2 separate regions of the Homo sapiens genome follow, and region 2 is linked to region 1. The links are chromatin loops, found by intact Hi-C in ENCODE. Cell type or tissue: adrenal gland. All regions are shown on one strand. Each heading gives the region's core, and the rest is flanking DNA. Links, peaks and the distances in the headings are about the cores only.

Evidence for each region. A loop is a pair of places that touch in the nucleus more often than their neighbours do. Peaks named below come from ENCODE experiments on the same cell type or tissue, not always from the same donor. Only the 100,000 strongest peaks of a DNase experiment are listed, where the experiment ranks them.
Region 2: it touches region 1 in a loop (2.2-fold over the local background); 2 of 110 quality-filtered maps call a loop at or near these places.

What each region holds. Positions count from the first base shown.
Region 1 is chr15:100,666,120-100,670,515 of GRCh38, reverse strand. No RefSeq gene overlaps it. Among named protein-coding and RNA genes, the nearest start is that of ASB7, 66 kb to the right of the region's middle. RefSeq lists an enhancer at 541-1,040. In adrenal gland, for the core only: no CTCF peak of the experiment used is centred there; a DNase peak (open chromatin) is centred at 2,627; H3K27ac peaks cover 849 bases.
Region 2 is chr15:100,742,435-100,746,830 of GRCh38, reverse strand. All of the region lies in intron 2 of LOC105371024 (a long non-coding RNA gene), which reads right to left. Among named protein-coding and RNA genes, the nearest start is that of GCAWKR, 110 kb to the left of the region's middle. In adrenal gland, for the core only: no CTCF peak of the experiment used is centred there; no DNase peak of the experiment used is centred there.

The sequences.
Region 1 (4,396 bases), core at 143-4,142:
AATGAGACTGGTGTCCTTATAAAAAGGAGATGAGGGCCAGGCGCAGTGGCTCACGCCTGTAATCCCAGCATTTTGGGAGGCTGAGGCAGGCAGATCACAAGGTCAGGAGATTGAGACCATGCTGGCTAACTTGGTGAAACCCTGTCTCTACTAAAAATACAAAAAGTTAGCCGGGCGTGGTGGCGGGCGCCTCTGGTCCCAGCTACTCAGGAGGCTGAGGCAGGAGAATGGCATGAACCTGGGAGGCGGAGCTTGCAGTGAGCCGAGATCTTGCCATTGCACTCCATCCTGGGCGACAGAGTGAAACTCCGTCTCAGAAAAATAAATAAATAAATAAATAAATAAATAAATAAATAAATAAATAAAATAAAAAGGAGAGACGTGGACAGAGAGAGACACACACGGGGAGACTGCCACATGGACATGAAGGCACAGATCAGGATGAGTTTTCAACAAGCCAAGGGATGCCAAAGATCTCCAGAAACCCTCCCCGAAGCTAGAGAGAGGCCTGGAGCAGAGTTTCCCTCCCAGCCCTCAGTAGGACCCCACCCTGCCAGCACCTTGATTTTTGTCTTTCAGCCTCCAGAACTGAGAGACGATCCATTTCTGCTGTTTAAGTCCCCAGGCTGTGGCACTCTGAAACAGCCCTCACAAACCAATACGCCGACCAAACACCCTGGAATCTCCAGGAAAGTTACAATTCCAAGTGTCTAAACCTCAGTCCTCATAAGCTGTCAAAATGTCCCAGAAATTCACATTTCAGCTACAAAATACCCTCTCCCAAGCTGCCTCCTAAACCTCCAAACAGCATGAAAGCTCATTGAGAGATCTAAGTCTTGATTCAGGATTCAGAGAATGAGGCCGTCAAACGTATAGATCCATCTACAAAAGCCTGCCTCATTCAGGGCTCACTTTACCCAGGGGGAAGCAATCAGGTCTTCTCCCGCTCTCCAGACTCCTGTGATGGTGGTGGGGGCTGGACCCACCCTCGGAAGGCAGGCAAATTCCTGCCAGGAGTCAGCTGAGCCGAGCCATCTCTTGCAGAAAGCTCCTAGCCCCGCAGGGGTGAACCGGCTGCTGCTCCCGCGCTGGGAGTGCTGTCCATCCCTCGGTGCTCCAGCAGCCGCCCCTGGGAGGACAGCCCCGTTTGAAGCCCACGTGCAGGCGAAACCCCTTCAGAGCTGGGCATGGGTTTCCAGTCATCGCCACATCACTCTCTGTCTGAACTTGAACATACCTCAAGCTTGCTGGTTGTTACTGGGTCGCAGTAACTAGATTTTCTTGGGGGGTTGGTGTGGGTGGGTGGAAAGATACATCCAGAAAATGAAATGTAATGTTGCCTCTTATTCACCAAGAAGTTTTTCAAGCCAGAAGACCATGGTGTTTTTCGTTGATTGGTATTGCTTGATTTAGATTCGGAAGCTGGGCTCTCCTACAGTTACCCAGCCCTTCACTGGACTGGCTGACAAGGAACCAAACAGCCCTATCAACCTGTGCAATGCTCGAGGGTCAGCCAGAAGCCATGGAGCCCCTAGTCTGAGTGGGGAAAGCAATTCACAGTGGAATGTGCAGAGGTGGCTTCCAGCAAAACCCAACCCACAGTGGCTAGTGGCCCAAGACACGTCACCTGGGCGCTGGGTGAACGGTTTAAAGATGTCACAGTAAAGCCAGCCAAGGGATCAGTTGGACTACATGCAGCATTGTCTGTCTGCAGGGGAGTCCCCTGAGAGTTCCTAGAGACAGACATGTGGCTACCATCTCACCTCCACCACTTCCTCACCATATGACTTCAGGCAACTCCCTCAGCCTCTCTGTGCCTCAGTTTCCTCATCTTCATCTTGCGGTAATGGAGTGCCTGCCTCATAGAGTCATTGAGAAGAGTTGCCTGGAAGAGAGAGCATCCCGCAAGCACACACACACACACACACACACATGCATCCACGCACCCAGGTTGCTAAGTTGTCAGTAACCACAGCCTTTAGGCCATCACAGCCAGCAGGGCCTGAGGATCATCGAGTCCAGAGGAGGAAGGGATGGCCCGAGGGCAGGCCACAGGGGGCTCAGGGCCAGGCGGAAGCCCCCTCCTCTGAGGGGATCCCTGTGCCCTCACACAGAGCCGGGATGCTCCACATCCTTACACTCACAATGTGTCTTTTTCAGACCCCAGAAACCCACATTTCAGGAAAGATGATTTTCTTTAGTACAAGAGGCTCTTATTACAGGAAGGAAACAATTTTAAAATGGCATCTAGAAATGGCCACTTAGGTTAGGTGGGAACAGAGAGACATAATGACCCTCAGTCCTCCACTTTCCCACCCACATTTCTGTGAGGGGTGTGTGTGCGTGTGTGTGTTTAAACACAAGTCTGAGTCACAGAATTTAAAATCTAAGGAAGGGAATTTTCAAGCGAGTCTCATCAGCTCCAGCTCTGTGGGACCCACCAGCTTGTCCTATCTATTTACTTTATTATTCGGTTGTTGGCCAGAGAGATGAAATATGGGATTAGAGAGGAGGTGAGAGACAAAACAATCCACCATGGTGTAAATAAATGAAGAGCCAAATCCTCCGTCCAAACAAAACCGAAGTGGCCTGGCCAGGCCTTCCTCTCCACGCGCTGCCCCGCGCCTCGCCTCCCCTCAACCGCAGGAACATATGGAGTCGGAAAATGCACGTTAACAAAGCGCTGCACGTCGCCAGGCGCTGGCTAGTCCCTGGAAGAGACACAAGCATTTCCCAGCCTCTGCTGAGGGGCCAGATGTTTTCCTCATTAGGTTTTCCTCGGGTAGAAATAATTCTTGCCTGTTTAATGTTCAAGTCAATTAGTAATCACTCTACAAGGCCTGGGAGCTGTCTACTTTCAGTTGCCTTTAGAGATGAAACTCTAAAAACATATCCTAGCACACAGCATCATCTATGAAACATACCTGCCAAAAACGCTGACCCTGGACCCAGCCTGCTGCCAAACTTACCTCCAGTTTACCGGATATACCAAAAGTAGAGGAACAAGCTAAGTGACACCAGGGATAAACAGGCATGCAAATCCAGAATATGGGATATTATCTAAGACAAATTTTCTGGACTCTTTAGTCAACTCCTGAGATTTTTTTTTTTTTTTTAGGTAGCATGCATTATTCTGGAATGAAAGATCAAAGGGACACAACCAAATGCAACGTGTAAACCAAGATTCAATCCTGGTTTTAAAAAGTAAATCAAAACAGTTATAACAGATATTCTTGTGGCAACTGGGGAAATCTGAATAAGAACTCTGTATTAGACTTTGAAATTACCATTGTTTTCTTATGAATGATATCAGTATTCTGGTTATATTGAAGAATGTATTTTTGGATGCAAGCGAAGTATCATAATGTCTACACCTTCGTTTTATTTATTTATTTATTTATTTTCAGAGACAAGTTCTCAGCCTGCCATCCAGGCTAGAGCACAGTGCACAGTCATGGTTCACTGCAACTTCAACCTCCGGAGCTCAAGTGATCCTCCCACCTCAGCCTCCCAAGTTGCTGGGACTACTGCTATTATTTTAAATTTTTTGTAGAGGTAGAGTCTTGCTAGATTGCCCCGGTTGGGCTCTAACTCCTGGGCTCAAGTGACCCTCCCACCACAGCCTCCCAAAGTCCTAGGAGTACAGGTATAAACCACTATGCCCAACCAATAACTTAGTTTTAAATAGCACAGAAAAAAAGATATATAGGCGTCCATGTACACACAAAGATAACTCAGTGATGTTAACATCTTCGCAAATGTGGAAACCACAGATGCTTTCATATTAAACAGCTGGGGAAAGAAAACAAAGAAAAAGAAAACCAAAAGAACAAAAATAGTTTTAAAACTAAAACATAAAATTAAGTTAGGGAAAAATCTATTCTAATTAAAAGCCATGTACTCCACTACTTTGTCTTCTGAAAAGCATAATGGAGAACATACTGCCGGCCAACAAGTATGCATGATAAAACTACTAGGCATGAAAAGAGGAAACAAGAGCATTGTAAAATCAAAATGCAGGGTAGGCCAGGTGCAGTGGCTCACACCTGTAACCCAGCACTTTGAGAGGCCAAGGTGGGAGGATCAGTTGAAAATGGAAGAGAGCCATCCATATACGCACCGATGATGATAGCTCAAAAATCAAGGAAAATCAAATACTGCCCAGTTCCTGTACTTGGTTATATGAATGATGAGAAAATGTTCTCACATTGGTCTTCAGTCCTCTGGATGCTGAACTAAAAGAATTATACCGGGCTGGGCCCGGTGGCTCATGCCTGTAATCCTAGCACTTTGGGAGGCTGAGGTGGGTGGATCACGAGGTCAAGAGATCGAGACCCTCCTTGACCAGCATGGTGAAACCCCATCTCTACTAAAAATACAAAAATTAGCTAGGTTT
Region 2 (4,396 bases), core at 212-4,211, 76 kb before region 1:
TTCCTTCTTCTCTTGAATTTTCTAAATTAAGTTTGATGGGAAAAGCAAAAATTATAACACTGTGTGATATGGTTCTAAAGATATGCAGAGGAAAATTCAGTACAGTTATAACTGGAGGAAGGTAAAGGGATATAAAGAGAGGGAAGATATCTATACTGAATTAACTGGTAAAATGACAATACTAGCAGACAGTGATAAATTATTTTATGTAATTTAATATTTAGAGCAATCACTAAAAAAAATTCTAAGAAATACACTCAAAAGCACTACAGATAAATCAATTGGAATTCTAAAAAATGTTCAAGTAACCCATAGGAAGCAGGAAAAGAAAACAAAGAAACAATGAAAAAAAGGAATAAACAAAATTTTAAAATGGCAGACTTAAGTTTTAACATATTTATAATTCTATTAAATGTAAATGATCTAAGTGCACCATTTATAAGACAGAGATTGGAAGAGTCTGTTTTAAATGGACAAAGTAGACAACATGCGAGAACAGATGGGCAATATAAGCAGGGAGGTAGAAATCCTAAGAAAGAACCAAAAAGAAATGCTGAAAGACAAAAACACTGTAACAGAAACGAAGGATGCATTTGATGGGCTTATTAGTAACCCATCAAAAGAAAGATAAGAAAGAGAGAAAAAAACAGAAAAAAAATACTGGAACAATATTTCCACCAAATAAATGTCACACACCAAACCATAGACCCAGGAAGTTCAGAGAACACCATGCAGGATAAATGCCAATAACACTGCACCTAGGCCTATCATCTTCAAACTACAGAAAATCAAAGAGAGGAAAAACATGTTACTACAAAGAAACAAAGATAAGAAATTATATCCAACTTCTCTTCAGAAACCATGCGAGCAAGAAGAGAGTAGAGTGAAATAAAGTGTGGGGAAATAAAACCCACAACCCAGCAACCTACAATTCTGTACCCTGTAAAATTATCCTTCAAAAGTGAAGGAAAAATACTTTCTCAGACAAACAAATATTGAGGGAATTCGTTGCCCGTGAACCTGCCTTGCAAGAAATTTTAAAAGAAGTTCTTTAGGGAGAAGGAAAATAATGTAGTTCAGAAACTTGGACCTACGTAAAGAAAGTATAAAGGTTGAAGAAAAAATACGTGAAGGTAAAATAAAAATGTTTATTTTTCTTATTCTCAGTTGATTTAACAGATAAATTTGTTTAAAATAATAATAGCAACATTGTATTAGATATATATATGCACTTATATATAAATAAAATTAGTGACAGCAGTGATACAAGAAATGGAGAAGAGGAATTTGGATTATTTGTTATTATAAGGTATTCACACAACTTGTGAAGTGGGATATTGTTATTTAAAAGTACACTCAAATTAGTTGTCAATGTATGTTACAACTCTAGGGAAACCACTAAAAAATAAAAAAAGAAGTACAACTGATATGCCAAGAAAGGAGAGAAAATGGAATGTAAAATGCTAATTAAGACCACAAAAGATAGGAAAAGAGTAGAAGACAAAAGAAGAAAGAAAGATGAAAGGCAACAAATAGAAAAGTGTAACAAATATGGTAGATACGAATCCAATGATATCAATAATAATGTTGAATGTCAATGATATAATATGAATCCAATTATACCAATAATAATTTTGAATGTCAATGATATAAATGCACCAACTAAAAGACAGTCATTGTCAGAGTGGATCAATAAACAAGACCCAACTATATGTTCTCTACCAAAAAAACAAAAAGCAAACCCACTTTAAATATGAAGATAAAAATAGGTTAAAAGAAAATGGACAAAATATTACAAAGTAAGGTTAATCAAAAGAAAGCAGAAGTAGCCATATTAATTTTAGAAAAAGCAGACCTAAAAGCAGGGAAAGTGATCATGGATAAAGAAGGGCATTACATAGTGATAAATGGGTCAATTCTCCAAGAAGACATAACAATCCTTAACATGTATGCACTTAACATCAGTGTCAAACTATGAGACACAAAAACTGATAGAATTGCAAGGAAAAATAGATGAATACACTGTCATAGTTGAAGATTTAAAAACTCTTGATCATAAATGGGCAGATCCAGCAAGCAGTAAATCAGTAAGGACATAATTGAACTCAACAACACCATAAATCAACTGGATATAATTGATACCTCTAGACTATTTCATCCAACAACAGCAGAATACATATTCTTCTCAAGCTCACATGGGACATTCACCAAAATGGACCATATTCTGGGCTATAAAATACACGTAATTAAAAAAACAAAAAACAGAAATCATTGAATATCTACTTTCAGACCCCAAAGTAATTAAACTAGAAATTAATGACAGGAAGATAATGGGATAATCCCCAACTACATAGAGATTAAACAACACCTTTCTAAATAATATACGGTCAAAGAAGAAAACTAAAGGGAAACTTTAAAATATTTGGGACTAAATGAAAATTAAAACATAACTAATAAAAATTTGTGGGATGCAGTGAAAGCAACACTTAGTGGGAAATTTATAGCACTGAATACACATATAAGAAAAGAAGATCTAAAAACAAACTAATTTCTATATTAGGAAGCTAGAAATAAAGAGTAAATTAAATTCCAAGTATGCAGAAGAAAAGAAATAATAAGAATTAGAACAAAAAGTAATTAAATTGAAAATAGGAAATTAACAGAAAAAAATCAATGAAATAAAAACGTGGTACTTTGGAAAGACCAGTAAAATTGATAAGCCTTTAGCCAGGCTGAGAAAAAAAGACAGGACCCAAATTACTAATATCAGACATGAGAGAAGGGACGTCACTATAGAGCCCATAGACACTGAAAGGATGATAAATAAATACTATGAACAACTCTATGCCCACAGATTTGGTAACCTAGATAAAATGGACCAATATCTTGAAAGACACAAGCTGCCAAAACTCACATAAGAAGAAACAGACAATCTTAATAGGTCTGTATCTATTGAAGAGGTTGAATCAATTACCTCCGAAACAAAAAGCCTCAGGCCCATCCGTATAGGTTCACTGGTGATTTCTACCAAACATTTAAGGAAGAAACTACACCAATTCTCTACAGCCACTTTCAGAAGACAGAAACAGAGGGAAGCTATGCATGTTTAGGGGCAGAGAGTATAAGGCAAATCTCTGCACCTTCCTCTCAATTTTGCTATGAACCTAAAACTGCTCTTAAAAATAAAGTCTTAAAAATTAAACAACAACAAACATTATTCAACCATATGTTATCCAAAAGAAATTTCTTCCAATATAATGATAAAGGCAGGTTGGCAGTAAAGGGATTTTTTAAAAATCATGCAAACATCAATCAAAGGAAAGCAGGAATGGCTATATAAACATAAGATGGAGTAGATATCAGAGCAAAGAAAATTACCAGAGACAGAAAGAGACATATAATAATATAATAATAAAAGGGTCAATCCATCAAGAAGATACAGTAATTCTAAATATGTATGCACCTAACAACAGAGCTACAAGATATATGAACACAAAACTGATAAAACTAAAAGGAGAAATAGACAAATCCACAATTATAGTTGGAGATTTCAATGCACCTATCTGAACAATTTATGAAACAACTAGAAAGAAAATCAGCAAGTATAGAGAGAAGAATTCAGCAATACCATCAGTCAACAAATCTAAACGACATTCATAGAACACATCACTCAACGGCAGAATATATATTCTTTCCAAGTGTCCACAAAACATTTACCAAGATAGGACATATTACCAGCCATTAAAAAAATTCACAAATTTAAAAGCATTAGACTCATACCGAGTGTATTCTCTAACCACAGTGGAATTCAACAAGAAATCAAAAGCAGAAAAGTAACAAGAAGTTTCCAGACACTTAGAAACTAAACAACACATATTTAAATAATCCCTGAGTAAAAAATAAACTCTGTAGGAAAAGATGTTTTTAAATATATTAAAATGAATAAAAATTAAAATACAATATATCCAAATTTTAGGGACGCAGCTAACATAGTGCTGAGAGGGAAATTTATAACATGAAACGCACACATTAGGAAACAGGAAAAGTCTCAAATCATTAATCTGGGTTCTTAATCTAGAGAAAGAAATGCAAAATAAATCAATAGCAATCAAAAAGAACAAAATAATATAGATAAAAGCAGAAATTAATAAAATCGAAAACAAAATATAGAGAAAAATCAACAAAACAAAGAACTGGTTCTTTAAAAACACCAACAAAACTGACAAATCTTTAGAAAGACTAAAAACAAGAGAGAGATGCAAATTACCAATATCAGGGTTGAAACAAGGAATATTACTACAGTCTCTGCAGGATTATACAGACAGATAATAAGGCAATACGAGAAAGTATTCAACATGCATAAATTTGACAATTTAGATAAAACTGATCACTTCCT